2 separate regions of the Homo sapiens genome follow, and region 2 is linked to region 1. Evidence: chromatin loops called from intact Hi-C (ENCODE). Cell type or tissue: Caco-2. All regions are shown on one strand. Each heading gives the region's core, and the rest is flanking DNA. Links, peaks and the distances in the headings are about the cores only. Region 1 overlaps FAT3 (FAT atypical cadherin 3). Region 2 overlaps FAT3 (FAT atypical cadherin 3).

The links. A loop is a pair of places that touch in the nucleus more often than their neighbours do. Peaks named below come from ENCODE experiments on the same cell type or tissue, not always from the same donor. Only the 100,000 strongest peaks of a DNase experiment are listed, where the experiment ranks them.
Region 2: it touches region 1 in a loop (4-fold over the local background); 5 of 110 quality-filtered maps call a loop at or near these places.

What each region holds. Positions count from the first base shown.
Region 1 is chr11:92,335,910-92,344,247 of GRCh38, reverse strand. The region is part of intron 1 of FAT3 (FAT atypical cadherin 3); the gene reads right to left. It also overlaps the pseudogene NDUFB11P1. Among named protein-coding and RNA genes, the nearest start is that of FAT3, 120 kb to the right of the region's middle. In Caco-2, for the core only: a CTCF peak has its summit at 3,251 (motif pointing left); a DNase peak (open chromatin) is centred at 3,227.
Region 2 is chr11:92,548,815-92,557,152 of GRCh38, reverse strand. All of the region lies in intron 3 of FAT3 (FAT atypical cadherin 3), which reads right to left. Among named protein-coding and RNA genes, the nearest start is that of FAT3, 330 kb to the right of the region's middle. RefSeq lists enhancers at 5,838-6,412, 6,413-6,987. In Caco-2, for the core only: CTCF peaks have their summits at 3,817 and 4,048; no DNase peak of the experiment used is centred there.

The DNA.
Region 1 (8,338 bases), core at 198-8,197:
TTATTTTTGGAATTTTCCATTTGATATGTTGGGACAGTGGTTGGCAGTGGATAAGTGAGACATTGGGAAGTGAAACCATGGATAAGTGAGGACTACAGCACCTATTGTCTACTTTTACTATTAGAAATGAAGTTCCATGGTGCATAGTCAGAATTCAGTAAATACTTGTTACATGCACAATCATGCTATGTAATTTGGGATCCCAAGGGATATAATATGTACAATTTCAAAAATCTATTTGATCATGAATTCCTTTCTTTCCCCCTATACCCCACACCTATACTGCAAAGTCTTAAAGAAAGAGTGTTTTGTGAAATAAAATTGGGTCAACATTGAGTCTAAGCTAGACACTGTGGCTCTAGCTGCCTGGAAAGCTTTGGAAGTGAGGTATAATCAATCCCAAGATTCTGAAGACTTTCATTATTCTCCTTCCTCCTACACCATATCATAGGGTACAAATTCTCATGTTAACTAAGCTGAGTGTCATCCCTGAAGAAACTGTTCCAATACTTGTCATATAAACACATCCCCACATTTCGACTGAAGAATGAGACAACTGCTCCATAATTTGCTGTGCTAAACTTTTTTCCCACTAGAAAAAAAGCAAATAGAGAATTTGCACAGTTCTGTGAGCTACAAGGTCTAACACGAAGAGAAGAATCTTCTCAAGGTTGAATAATCATCCATATATTTTCATAATTTTTCTTATCTAGTTTTACTTAGTCAATGGCCAAAAGTAGTCAGCCAAGTCAAAAATATCCTGAAATACAAAACCAAAAGCCAAGGTCATATTTCACCTCTCTGTGGAAAACTCTGCTTGTCTACCCTGAGCTCTAAGTCTAAGTATGGCTTTATAACAAGAAGAGTATTTTATTTACAGGGATATGATATCACCTTTGTCATTCTGCACAAGGGAAAAAAAAATCCCTAACCAAAGCCTTCAGCTGGTTCTGCCAAATAGCCAAGTAGACTACGACCAAAACCCAACCTTTTTCATCATAATAATACTGTAAATTCTAGCTTTTTCCAGTGGTGCAAATCTTCCTGTCTAAGAGTGGTCTCTTAGGAAAGAAGTCAGTCAGCATGCAGCAAGAGTAATTCAAGTTGATTCTGAGAAAAATGGAAGATTCAGCCACACAGCGGCAGTGTTACGAATACCCTCCTTTATTTTCTCCCTAGGTACTAGAAATATTTCCATACAACACTGGTTAATGTCAAGTATCATTTCATCAGTAAATGCTTCAAATTCAGGAGTAATTCAACCAGGGGCTATCAGAAGGAAAGATTAGCATGTTGTTCAAGCCTTTTAAAAATCACTTCTCTCTCTGGAGAAAGAAATTCATCATGGTATAAGAGAAAAAAAAAGTAAGGAGAGGATATAATTTGCTCCTATGCTTGGCTGTCTGAAAAAATGTGCCAGAAAAATGCATGATTTCATTTTTTCTCTTGTAGGCCTCGCTGACAGAAACCAAAGGGTAAATATATTAGTATTCTCTCATGCTTACGATTTTTAAAAAAGAAAGAAAAAAAAGAAAACCTTTTCTAGTAATAGCACTTACTCTGGAAAAACAGCTTGGAAGAGAAAAGGGGCCAAATCATTTCAAATGGGACAAATAAATAGTGTTAATTCCAATAGTCGGGGGGCAAAATGTAGTTCAGAAAAAAAAGTGCTTGGAGAGCCTCTGATTGCTACAGTCTGACACAATGGATTTTTACTGCTCTGCCAAGTTCCTGCCATCTGTTATATTTCCAAAAGTTAACATCTTTTTAGCCATCCCAATTGCCATTCCTCTTTAAAAGTGAGTCTCTTTCAAGGAAAAGAGAATCTACAAAGTAAAATCGGAAGATACGAAAGCAGAAGATAGAGGACCTTCCCTTGTTGCACCCCTTTCCTGTTGAGAAAGAGATGGTAACGCAGGGCAAGGGGAAAGCCAGTGGATGGTGGGGAGGGGAGGCTTGGGCATACGTAGAGCTGCCATACATCATTGAGGTGAAGGGGCATCACGTGACCATTTTCCAAAGAATGGAAACGCCAAGAAAAGATGTAACAAATGATAAGACATCCTGAAGTTTGTGGAGGACTTATGAGAGAATAATAATTCAGTTCCAAATCTTACCACGTTTACACATGGGACCAGTTCTTGCCCTAGACAAAGCAGACACAGGCTCAAGCAGGTGGTTTTGTAAGTGCTTGTCTATTTGGCTAAACGTCCCCCAAGAATGTAAGGCAGCAACACTGAGTTCATCCATGGTAGGTAGACAATGAAAACTTGCTAAAATGAATTGAATGAGAAGAGTGATACACACTCAGCTCTCTAAAATGGGATAATATTAGCTATATCTGGCTTCATGAAGGTTGGGATATGAGCAGATGAGTATCAGGAGAGGAGAAGGGAGAAAATAATTATGCAAGAAATAAAGAAACAATATATCACGAAATGGCTGAGACTCTAAAATAGTATTTCAGGCAGCAATCTGAATGAACTCAAAAAGGAAAAGAAGAAACCAAACAGCTTAACATATATTAATAGAAGGATGAACATACTGCAGAGAGGTAGAAATTATAGCATGGGAAGAGAAAAAGAAGCTTATCTGGAAATAGGCAGCAATAAGCATTCCAAGGATTTAAAAGAGCTTGCATGTGGGTCAAGGAATACAATCCAAAAGTTTGCTGACAATCCAGAAATCTTGTCAGTCTTGTCTCCTGATATTACCATCACTGAAAACTGTGTCTTAGCAAACAAGGCAAAATGCAAATCTTGTTCCTTCGGCTCTCCCGTATTCCCCATTAAGGTTATTTATTATTGACTGGTGCATATAAGCCCACATTGCCTGGATTAGTACTCAGTGCTAATGAGACCAAGGTCACCCCTTCAATGACCACAGGGGACTACCCACAGAGTCTTTCTTCCTAAGAACAGGTCAACATGGACACCTCTCAACTACCCTCCATCTCCACTAAAGAGCCCGAGGCTGCAGAATCCTGAGTCAGTGGGATCCTCTTCCTGTATGCTCACTTAAGAAAACATATTTTCTTACAGGGACGGGACATCTGTAGACATTTTTGTAGACACGCCTTAAAGAAAGTGTCCAAGAACCTCCAGCTAGTTATTTCAGCATAAGCAACCTCAGCCTAACATTCTAGGTCCAGGACAGGGTTACTATCCCAAGGCAACCACAAATAGACCAGATGTGACATCGCCCAGCCCTTCAGAGTTGGCCTGAGTAGAATGCTGCCCCCTAGAGGTGCTGCCACAGAGACTAAGACAAAGCCAGGTGATGGAGCTCATCCTAAGAGAAAACTAGTCTTCCGGATCTCCGCAAATCCTGCTGCACATCCCAAATTTTGACAACTGCGTCTTAGCTAAGAAGGCAAAATGCAAATCTGGCTCCTTCAGCTCTCCCATAGTCCCCATTAAAGTTATTTATTATTGACTGGTGCATATAAGCCCACATTGCCTGGATTAGTTAGTACTCAGTGCTAATGAGACCAAGGTCACCCCTTCAATCACCACATGGGACTACCCACAGAATATTCCTAACAACAGGTCAACGTGGATCTTTGGAAGAATTAGAACTCGGGGTGGGTAAGGTATGGCCAATGAAGTGACTTCCTAGGACATGTTGTATCCTTGAAATGAAGTTACCAAGGACAATCAGCTTGTTTTGCTCCTCCAATCCCCTCTTTGGGATCCTGGTATCATTTTTGAAACTGAAAGCCAGAGTGAGAAAGCAATCCAATGCAGACGGTTCAAACAGAACATGAATGCATATGAACTCAGTGAGCTCAAATACAGTTAAGGCCGTGGAGACACAGCAGATTACACTTCACAGCCAATGAGGTGAATGAGAGAACAACTAAGGGGCCAGGTATCAGTTGACTGTGCAAAAGATGACAGCAACCCTACAGCCTTAAGCCGCTTACCAGTCTGACATCTCCACTCTCATCCCCTCCATAGGACTCCTGCTACAACCAACCAGCCACTTAGCTGAAACCTACACAAATCCTAGCCCTGCAGAAACACTTCAATGCCTTTCCCATGCTTTCAGGATAATAAAGACCAAAACTGACAAGGCTGTGGCTGAAAAGGTTCCGCCAAATTTGAGCCTGGCTTTTTTTTTTTTTTTTTTTTTTTGAGATGGAGTCTTGCTCTGTTGCCCAGGCTGGAGTGCAGTGGCAACATCTCCACTCACTGCAAGCTCTGCCTCCCAGGTTCACGCCATTCTCCTGCCTCAGCCTCCCGAGTAGCTGGGACTACAGGGGCCCGCCACCACGCCTGGCTAATTTTTTGTATTTTTAGTAGAGACGGGGTTTCACTGTGTTAGCCAGGATGGTCTCGATCTCCTGACCTCGTGATCGCCCATCTTGGCCTCCCAAAGTGCTGGAATTACAGGCTTGAGCCACCGCGCCTGGCCCCTGGCTTCCTGTTTGGCTTATCTCAAACCACTCTCTGCTTTCCAGCGACACTGGCCTTTTTTTGATCCTAGTAGAGCAGGTCCCACCTCAGGAGTCTGCACATTTCCCAAGTTCAACTGGCTTCCCCTGCCCTGATTTCCCATTATAAAAACATGCACAGAGTCACTGCAGCTTCCATATTCCTCAGGACAGATTTATGTCATCTCCACAATTAGGTCTGGCCCCTGTCATGTGTCCTCAGAGCACACAGAACATTTCATTTGCAATACTTACTATTATTCTAAATATATTTTAGTAAGACTATTTGACTAATATCTGTTACTCCAACTTGACTATAAACCGAACGAAGAAAGGCACTTTCTCTTTGGACATCAGTTACCCCACACAAAACGTACATACTACTGGGCACATAGTAGGTGCTCAATAAATATTTGTTGTTTAATGAACTACAAATGTCTTATGAAACTCCAAGAAAACATAGGATTAGATCAGTGTTTTCCCATAGAGTAAGGGGCAATTTTGACCCCCATGGGACATTTGGCAATCTCTACAGACATTTTTTGTTATCACAATGAGAATGATGCTGCAGGCATCTAGTGGGTATAGGCCAGAGATGCTACTAAATGTCCTACCCAGGACAGCCCCCAAAACACAGAACTTACATGCCTAATATGTCAATACTGTTGAAGTTGAGAAACCCTAGATTAGCGGAACTAATTCAACTATATTGGGAAGGATAGAGCCAATGATATATTAATAGAAAAAAACAACTCCCAAAAGGAATTTTTACATAGCTGAGGCACTGCATAGAGCTCTTCTGCTGCCATTGAGAGGTTCTGGGGATCATGTTCCATGCAAGGTCAGCTCTGCATGGCTGAGGTTAGAAACTGGGTTCCCTTCCACTGGAGCTGGGATGACTTCCATCCCTACAATGTAAACCTGACTGGGTTCTGAGGTCCCCACCCACAACAGATAATTAAGGATCCATCACCTCTTGGTGGTAGAACCAAGATTTCTCCAGGAACTGTTCGCATGTAGCAAGGCCATCAGTCACCTTGACAGCTAGAATCCCCGTTTGTTCCCAAGGACTAATGTTCTCTAGTTTTTGGCCAACCTGACTCGTATCTCACTCTTTACAGACGCATTTATTCTGCCAACAAAATCAAGACCCCAGAAGACTAATCTTCTCAAGTCAACATAGGGCCACCTCTCCAGAGGCTCGCATAATTTTCTCTGCTTGACTACCAAGACCACAGCCTCCCAGGCCTTCGAGTGGCCTCACTTTTCCATGGCTTTGAGGAAATCATTTTACTCTGCAGCATGGTTTACGAGGCAGCGGCTGTCAAATCCTGCCCCGCATTGTGAAATCAAGCACAATCCCCATAATTCTACCCCAAGCTACAATAACCTAAACAGATTTTAAATGCCTCTCCTTAATATCAACAGCTTCTGCAAAGGAAATAGGATCATTGCTTTGATAAGCCTTAAACTAAGAAGCCTCATTCCATGTAGGTAAGTAGATAGTTTTCTTCTAGGCCACCCCTGAGTATATGTTGTTAAAAACCAAGTGTACATGTTGCCACTAATTATGTAATACAAATAAATAGTTTACACAGCATATGTAAACTGTGAAATGGGGAAAGCAGCAATTTTGAGCATCCACAGCAGATGTTTAGGGCAGCTGTACAGGGAAGCTGACAAGAATTTAGATGAAATTTATTTTAATGTCCCACAAGAGTCAGGGAAAATTTGTTTAACCTTTACCAAACTATTCCACCCAAGGAGTTCAGATCTGAATTTTCTTTTAGAATAGATTTCTATTGTTGTGTTTAACATGCCTTTCCTATTTCCTCGTTTTTTAAAAAAAAATCTAAAGAAGAGGCTCTAGTGATTTGACCACTATGAACAAATGTCATTCAGCCATTACAAATGTAAGCCCAGAAACGTGCTTTTCAATGCCCATGATTTGGCAACAAATGTTACAAGAGTAAATGATATTAATAAGGAATTTAGCAACAGAGAAGCTTGTACAACAAGTACTTCGAGGTTTGAACTTGAATAATCCAATAGACTATACTATTGTTTTCAAGAACTACTTTCCGTCAAGTGCGGTGGCTTACGCCTGTAATCCAGCACTTTGGGAGGCCGAGGCATATGGATCACCTGAGGTCAGGAGTTCGAGACCAGCCTGGCCAACATGGCGAAACCCTGTCTCTACTAAAAATACAAAAATTAGCTGGGCGTGGTGGCAGGCAGCTGTAATCTCAGCTACTCAGGAGGCTGAGGCAGGAGGATGGCTTGAACCCAGGAGGCAGAGGTTGCAGTGAGCTGAGATCTCACCATTGCACTCCAGCCTGGGCAATGAGAGGGAAATTCCATCTCAAAACAAAAAACAAACAAACAAAAAAACTGTTTTCCAGATCAAAAAGAAAAATGTTAGCTCCCAGCCTTATGTGGCTTAACAATACCATCCTTCCATTACTTTTATGTTTTTGGGAGAAAGAACAAATGATAAAATTGGCAAAAAATTACTTAGACTAAATGTCCTGAACCAGAAATTCGGGCATCAACTACCCTTTGCCTCACACATATTTCTGCAAGATCAAGTACCAGGCATTAAAGAAATATTTGTTGAATTGGGAAACAGTGTAGCAAATAGCTAACACAGAATAAGTTCTTACCAGGTTGCAAGATCTTACACATCATTGCTATGTTATCTAAGCTAACTTAAAGGTTTGTGTTTCTAGAGTCAGGGATGTTAAGAGGCAGGAACTTCAGCGGATGTTTACAGCACCAGCCTCACCAGGGAAGTAAAACAATGCTTCTGAGGGCTGAGTATATGTCACACAGGCTGGCGGATGGCAACGATAAAATGAGGGTCCAAGCCCCAGACCAAAAGTAAGTGGTTATAATACTATTATATTTTAAAAGGGTTTTAATGGAAGACCAAAGAACATGCTTATTTGCCATCCTCTCACAGAATCTTAGATGAAAGTCATATAGCCTAGGACTCTACTTCTCCTACTCGAGTTTACTTGGATTCAACATTTCACTACCAGACCATCAAGAAAAATTATCTGATAGTTTCAGATTATTTGATTTTGTTAATCAAATACCTTCTGGTTATTTGGTTTTATTAAAAATGGCCAAAAAATTCAGTTCTGTTCTAGGCCATCATAATATTGATCTCTCCACTAAGTAAACATGAAGCAGATAAATTATTTGTATAATTTTGTCCTTTACAGTTCATGGAAAGGCATCAAATCTTTATCATCTGTATTATAAAATCCACATAGAGTCTATAGGAGTTGGAGACCCTGTAGGACTATCTGTCATGGCAGTTGGGCTGTTAAGTTTGAGCGCTCCCAGTCTTTTGGCGGCAGTGGTGATGCAAAGGCTCTTGGCCACCCACCTCCGCTGGGAATCCAGCTTCTCCAGGACTGTGGTCGCCCTGTCTGCTGTGGTGGGAAAACAGCCCCCGGAACTGACCGTACATTGGCAGGAGGACCCAGATCCTGAGGACAAAAACTTCTATGAGAAGAACCCAGACTCCCATTGCTATGACAAGGACCCCATTTTGGACATCTGGAACATGTGAGTTGTCTTCTTCTTTGGCGTCTCCATTGTCCCGGTCCTTGGCAGCACCTTTGTGGCCTATCTGCCTGATTACAGGATGCGAGAGTGGGCCCACTGCAGAGCTGAGATGCTTGTGAAATACCGAGAGGCCAAAGACCTTCCCATCATGGAATCCAACTGCTTCAACCCCAGCACGATCCAGTTGCCAGAGGATGAGAACTGACCAGTTGCTGAGTGGAGCTCAAGAAGCACCACCTTCCCCACCCCTTGCCTGCCATTCTGACCTAATTAAAGGGGCTGAAAGTCTGAAAAAAAAATCCATAGGAGTCAATGCATACCAATCTG
Region 2 (8,338 bases), core at 272-8,271, 210 kb before region 1:
AGATGGAGGAGGGGCTGTACAGGAAAGTAGAAAAGTTTCAAGTAGAAACAGGGAAGAATGCAATAGATAGCGAAAGAAAGATGAAAACTATGAAAAATGGGTTTGCCAAGCAGAAGTTAGAGACCAGTTACAAAGCTGAAAACAAGATATGAATGAGTTGATATGAATTCAACAAATATTCATTGAATCCCTACTCTAAGCCAGGTTTAGATCAGGGGCATAAACAAATGAGGCAGTGTCAGGAGCTCAGGGCAGAGCTGGGAGACAGATACGTAAATGGTACGTTACATTTTAGGGTGTTATGAGTGTTGTAATTGGGCAATCATGGAGCATTTTCGAGGAATAATATGTAATGGAGCTGATTAGCAATTCTGTGACCTTTTTCTCTCCTGTGGTGGGCTTGGCAGCCTAAAAAGAGCAGTTACAACCAAGGACTGCAGGGACCCAGAGTTACAGCATGATAAATTGCGTGTGGAAACTTAAGCATGTTCATGAAACAAAGGTTCCTTGTAGTATTCCAGCACCTTGGAGAGTACCGCGCTCAGTGTAGGGCCTCACAGATATTTCTGATATCAGAAGATGAACACATGAATTAATTAACAAATCACCACAGCTTTTCAATGGGTAGGGAGGCATGTAAACAGAAAAAGAGAACCAAAGGATTATGAGAATTCAGTGTCAGGAATAGGACTTGATAAAAACATACCATCTTTGCCAAGGAAATGGGCTGAAGAATAGAAATGACTTAGATGGAAATGACCCATGGAGGCATTGTAGGCACTGAGACAAATGGTGAGGGCAAGGACAGAGAGGATGACGGCAAGCAAGGCACAGGGCACGTGACTGGTGGGAAAACATCCAGGAGTCTGGTAGATAACAGCTAAAAGAATAGCAAAAATTTAAAAGAAGAGCCTGGATATAAGTCACCTTGAATCCTCTTCCTCCAGGTTATGCAGAACAGGAGAATAGCCTTTACTTGATATGGTTTCCAGAAAAGTGCAGCCCTCTACAGTAAACTGAGTTGGCTATGAGCAAACTCATAAAACAATCATCATAGCCAACATTTGTTGAGCACTTATTATGTCCCAGGTGCTGAATTAAGCACTGTTTCCTTCATGACCTCATATAACACTCACCGTAATCCACAATAAACAGTACTATTATCAGTCCTATTTTTAAACCGAGCAGACCGAGGCTGTTAAGGTTTATGCTTACCTTGCCTGGTCACAAGCCACTAGTGGCAGAGCTGGGATATAAATGCAAAATCACACTCTTAACCAATAGGCTATAGAAAGGAACGACATAATGTAAGGTCTGTGGTGAGTGTGGTAATTTTATGTGTGTTTGTGTGTTTTTCATTAAAAACACAGAACTGCATAAAAGCCTTGGAATGAGTCTGTGAATCCTGCTGATTCTGCCAATGACTGAGCAGGGCTCTGACCCAGTCTTGAGGAAGAAGAGTAGCTGCCAGGATTAGTCAACACAGGCCACTGCTTTCCTTGTCTGCTCAGACACAAGGCACAAAGGGGCAGTGATAAGAGAGCAAGTTCTCTGCTGAGCTTGGCTCTGGGTGTTAGCTGAAAAGGAAATGACCAGAAGGTGGCCTAGACACACCTGAATGAACAAACCAATACAAGCCTTAAAGAAAAACTAGATTTGGCCCAGGAGTTAGAGGTACGCAAACTGTTATCCCAGAGGGCACTTGGCTTAATAAAAAAGAAAAACATCTTCAAATAACCACAGCTTCCCATTTCAATTTAAAACTAATTTTAAGGCACACAGTTTAAGTTATTTCCAATGCAAAGTTACATAATATTACTACTAACCGTAACCAAAGGAAACATATTTTCTCATTTCCCACTCAGCTATTGAAATCGTTAATGCTGCAATACAATCCCTATTACATTATTGTAGTGACAATCACAGAATCGCAGCATCATCTCATCAAGTTATCTCATATTCCAGGAAGAGAACATTTTTCTCTGGGTTTGCAGTACCTGCAAATTTTCAATTGAAAGCACCAACTAGTCCTAGATATAATGGGAAAAAATTGAAACAAGAGTTGATTGGTGTGTATAGTGGGTGTGTGTGGTCTCAAAGCTTTTGTCATGACCATAGGATTGAAAACCATTGCTCTGTAGTAGTATTTTCTTCCTAAGATACTGGCAAATTAGCACAGTCAGACAAATGAATAAAATGATGCTGCTGGCGCTTTAATCCCCAGTGGCATCTTCTCTCGCAGATTATGAGCTTCAGTGCAGCAGACACGGCAGGATCAGAAGCTGCAGAGAAGATGCTTCACACTTCTGTAGTGACAAGCGCAGCAGTGCACATGGCCATCAAAGAGACTGGCAACAACGCACCATGACACAGATAGCACACGGTTCTTCATAAGGAAAGGAGACTTTGCCTGTAACCAGCATGTATGGGCAATAGACAATATAAGGCCTGGCACAAAAGCGGGGCAGAGAATATACTCCTGACTTTTACATTATGTTTAGAAGAAGTGAGATCAAAATTGGTATTAGAGTTAGGCTATAACTGCTACCAGCATTGATCTCATGCACTAAGCCAGGGGTTGCTCCCTACTTCTACAGTATCCCCTCTAGTAATGGCTTTGAAATAGACAGTTAATGCTGCCAACTCCTCCATTCTTTTTTTTTTTTTTTTTTTTTTTTTTTTTTTTTTTTTGAGATGGAGTCTCACTCTTTCGCCCAGGTTGGAGTGCAGTGGCGCAATCTCGGCTCACTGCAAGCTCCGCCTCCCAGGTTCACGCCATTCTCCTGCCTTAGCCTCCCAAGTAGCTGTGACTACAGGCACCTGCCACCACGCCTGGCTAATTTTTTCTATTTTTAGTAGAGACAGGGTTTCACCGTGTTAGCCAGGATGGTGTGGATCTCCTGACTTTGTGATCTGCCCGCCTCGGCCTCCCACAGTGCTGGGATTACAGGCATGAGCCACTGCGCCCGGCCTCCTCCATTCATTTTCTTTCTTCCCTGAACCAAATCCTATCCTGCCCTGCATCTCACAATAACAAAGAAACAGGGAGCTGGACACGGTGGCTCACACCTGTAATCCCAGCACTTTGGGAGTCTAAGGTGGGCAGATCACCTGAGGTCAGGAGTTCCAGACCAGCCTGGCCAACATGGTGAAATCCCGTCTCTACTAAAGATACAAACATTATCCAGGCATAAAAGTGGGCTCCTGTAATTCCAGCTACTTGGGAGGCTGAGGCAGGAGAACCACTTGAACCTGGTAGGCAGAGCTTGCAGTGAGCCGAAATTGCACCACTGCACTCCAGCCTGGGCAACAAGAGTGATACTCTGTCTCAAAAAAAAGAGAAAGAAAGAAAAAAGAAAGAAGGAAGGAAGGAAGGAGAAAGAAAGAGAGAAAGAGAGAGAGAAAGGGAGAAAGAAAGAAACAACGAAAAAGGAAGGAAGGAAGGAAGGAAGGAAGGAAGGAAGGAAGGAAGGAAGGGACGGAGATTCTAGAATTTATGTCTACAATTTTCCCATCAATGCTCCCTAGAGTTTAGGTCTGCTCCCAGTGTGGCCAAGGGCCCAAGGCCCAGGTTCCTTCATTGTTTTGCACAGAAACATCTGGTTTTAATGTGTACTACCAGCCTTCTCACATTCTAAAGTTGAACAGATGCCCGGTAACCTACAGAACCCAATGTCAGAACACACTAGCCATGAATTCCTTCTTTCTGGAAGAAACAGCCCTCCAAACTCTAAGCTCTTTGAAGCTAATACTTGTGCCTTATTCATCTTTGTATCTAATGAAGTAGAGATGTGAGATACATCTTTTGGCACTAAGCAGGAACTCTGCAAACATTTGTGATACCTGATATTGGGCTTATTATTACTTCAAAAAGAAAAGATAGAAAATATCTTATATATGAACAAGATGTGACCTTTGATCTAAGAGTAAAGAATTGATGTTTATAGTTGCAAAAATACAACTGGAATATTAATTTTTCGCAGCATTATTGTAAAAGGCCATAAGGTGGTGATATTACTCCTTGAAAAACCTGTTTTGTTTTTTTGGCTTAGGAATGAGAAGAAGCTGAAAAGTGCTCTTGTTTTTCTGTCTCTCAATTTCTTTTTTTTCTTTCTGTCTCTATCTTCCTCTATTTCCTTCCATATTTCCTCTATTTCCTTCCATATTTCCAATTCTTTTTTCTTTTCTTTTATTTTTTTTTGTTTGAACGTGTCTCACTCTGTCACCCAGGCTGGAGTGCAGTGGCACGATCTCGGCTCACTGCAACTTCCACCTCTGGGGTTCAAGCAATTCTCCTGCCTCAGACTCCCCTGTAGCTGGGATTACAGGCACGTGCCATCATGCCTGGCTAACAATTCTTTTTTTTTTTCTTTTTACTGTAAGTTTTTAAGATATTATGAAAGTGTCAGGGACCATGTTAGATAGTGCTAAACATAAACAGTAGGCATTACAGCAAAAATGTCAACAAATCCTGAGACTTTAAGATTAAAGGCTTTGTTATTTATCTTGTAAATAGCAGACCATGAACTTGAATTCAGAACTCAGTAATCTAAAAATCATAACTCATTTTACCATATGAACTCATTTTCATCTTTCCCTCTCTCTCAACAGAAAATGAATAAAGTACATTCCCTATTTTATTGGCAATAGTAAATATAAGTTCTAGCATACATTTTAAGAACCAAAAATAGAATATTTTTTGTTTCTTTCTCTATAAGATTTTGAAAAGTGAGCTTGTATTTACTAATATAATTCCCATTTAATATTTTCCATGTGAGTATGTGACTTTTACAAAGAGCACTCCAATCTAAATTATTTACAATTTATTTATTCACATTGTAATTCATTAAAAACACATCAAATCTTTATTTTAAGAGAGAAAGAATGTGTCTCTTTAAGTGACTTGTCCATGATTTTCTACTGTTATTCAATAACTGCTTGATGCTGAGAAGGCAGAAATTTTCATTTGAATTCTTGTATTTAAATTTTTACATCACTGGCTGCAACCACGGGGTATGGGCAATTTGTAATGTTAGCAATTTTTTAGATGCTGAATATTAAAATCTACTTTTGTATTTCAAGGATTATTTCTAATTACATGCACAATTGCTGATCCATCTGCCTACTACATAGATGTCTGTGGTTATATATGCTTGAATAATTATTGAAAATTAAATAACATCATAAACAGTCAAATTAATTTATCTGAGCATACCAAAGGCAGGAAGCCTGCTCTAGTATAAAACATTATTTGCCTGGAGAAACATAAAGACAGATTTATCTTATACACCAAATTTCTCACATTCTATTCTAACTTGATGGAGTTTTCTTTGTTTTTGTTTTTGTTTTCTTAAAGAAACCCGAAAGTTGAAACACAAAACACTTGAGAAGTATTATGGAATAGCAACACACCTTAGCTAGATGAGTAATTTAAAATTTTAGTCTAAATATATTTCACTGTCAAAATAAGTCCATAGTGTGTCTCCTCTAATAACATAACCAAGTACAGCTGTTTCAGTAAGAAATGGTTTCTTTGAATGTTTTAAGATAATACAGAATTGTAAAAGGAAAGATTCCTCACTTGTCTTCTATTTCTACAATAGCAGGAGTCATTGTAAAATACAGAAGGTTGAACTGCAGGGTCTATGAAAATTGAGTTAATCCAAATTTCAGCAGAAGGCTTGAAGAAAAGTTTATTGATGAGAAAACACACACACACACACACACACACACACACAAAACAAAAAAAACATGGGACCAAGATCACCTAGGCCCAAGTTGCAATCAGATGGAAGGCAGAGGAGAATGAGGCCCCATATTTTAAATGCAACCAAGATGGATAGACATTTACAGAATAGTTTTCCCAGAGTAGAGAGATTTAGAAAGCCCTAGAGAATGCAAGTTTGAACCTTGTATTTCTACTACAGGTTCTTTCAGAAGGTGAAATTCAGACAGGATCCAGATACCTGCTGTAATTGAGGTATTTGCTCACCTCCAATTGGTCTCTAACTAACCTTTGGAGCTCAGCCCTGCCTCACAGGGATCAGATCAGGGCTGTGAAGAATAATGGGTGGACAGGTATCAACACTCTGTCTGAGACTCAGCCTCATCTTGGCCAGATAGTTCAGAATACGGGGACTGGGCGATGCTTAAAGACTGAGGATGGTGTGATTTCAAGGTGATATCAATAAATCAAGAAGAAGAGGGCTTCCAAATCAAATTTAATACCCAAGGAAAGATTTGCATTTCAATATGGAAGGGCACTCCTTTTGCTAAGCACTTTAAAGACCCAAATATACCCATGCCAGGGACATTTTAGCATGAAGCCTATAAAGAAGTACACTTGCACACAAAACACTCTCTTTTAAAAAAAAAAAAAAAAGATAAATGTGGCAACCAGGTGAAAGGAACAAGGTAATTCTAAAAGTCCTAGCTTTCACTTGGCAGGAGATTTGGGTAATAGCTTGCCAATTGCTGGTAACTGCTGCCAAGTATGAGGACTGCTGTGCTCAAATTGCTGGCAATGGCCACCTATTGTTTGTGAATGACTGTCTTAGCAGGGGACTCTGCAGAGAGGCTACTCAGGTCAGCAGGGAGGAGGATTTGGCCAATACTCCCAGTGGTCATCATAGTCTAATGCAATGAAGTCACAAGACAGCAGTTTTAGAATGAGGACAACTATGAAAATTTCCCTGGAAAAGATTCTGCATCTTGAGCCAGTATATATATTTAAATCTGCAGATAGATATATCCTCTGCAAAATAAATTACAAAATAATATCAATAATTATCCACTCTAATCACTGAACATTTACAACATCACAGTGAGCAGCTTCCTGGCTCTTCTCTCTTGGCTGGTGTTCTATTTCTTTAAACTGAGTGGTAATACAGTACACAATGCTCATATATGTGAAAAAAAGACCCCTTTTGGAAATTTTGCTTGGGGAACTCAAATACATACACCTTGACATTTCTTTTACAGCCTAATTTCTTAGCATTATCTGTGAAATACCATTTAAAGTGATTTAAAACAAAAATTGGCTTTTAATTCTTGAAAGTTTTTCCCTTTTCAGGTCAAGAGACAATGCAGACTCTACAAGCTCTAGAGTATATCAGAAGTGGGATTAATCCTAACTCTTCCATTTACAGGCTGTGTGATTATGGCCCATTTCTAAAACTCTCTGAGCTTCAGTACCCTTGTTTATAAAATGCAGCTAATCATAATGCCCTCCTCTGGCTTATTGGAATGAAATGAAATGAGAGTATATATGTAAAGCGTTCCTATTACTAAAAAATGTTGGGTATCATTAATCTCTCTATCCACGGTGTATTGTACAAAAAAACAGGATCTTGAGTCAATGAATCTGGCCTTGGGTCCTGATTCTTCTATTTACTAACTGACTCTGGCAAGTTAGATTTCTAAACATTAATTTCTTCAATGACAAACTTGGAGTGATTATATAATGCCACATTATATAATATCACTTCAGTGTGTTATTGTGAGCATTAAATAATGAATGCTAAGTATGTTTGGCAAAGATAAACCAAGATATAAGTTATCATCATCATCATCAACCTGTACCTTAAGTAAATGCCAAAGTCATAACATTGTCATATGTCTTCCTCTACCATAAACTGAGTCTCACTGCATAATCCATCTTCCAGCTCAATGGGGCCATGTAACCGAAGAGGAGAGAAAGGTACTTCAATGACTGCTGAAATACCAGTGAAAATGGTGGTAAGTGAAAAATAAATCCTTAATTTCCAGCATTGTAAGAGTAAATGATTCCTTTATGATTAAAGCAGCAGAAAACAGTTTGAATGGGAACCTTGGCTTGAAATATTGTAATCTACAACTAGTTCTGCTTGAATCAAAATACGGATTATTGCTGGCCCTAAATGAAAACGCCCTGATAGTGGGGATACTATCCAGGACAAGAAAAAATGTGAATGAGTCTGTAAGGAAGTGGATATCCAATAGTATCTATTACCTTTCTCAGAAGAAGGGGGGACAATTATGACATTTTTCAGCATTTAGAACCATTTGGCACCCAGAAGAAGTAATCTATAAAGGTGTTTTCAGGCTTATATAGCTTTAGAATCTGACAGTTAACATTAAGATCTTGGCAGTCTAATTAGCCAGGTTTTCTGCTTTTAATCAATTGACTTAATATACTAAATAAGAGAATATAAGCTTGATGCCAACAATACATGGTTGACACTGTTGGCCAATAAAAACTGCAAATGCCAACTTCTCTCACTTCTTTATTAAATTTTAAATTCCACACAAATAACCAGTCTTATCACTTCAGATAAGCTTTGGTTTAAATTACATTTAA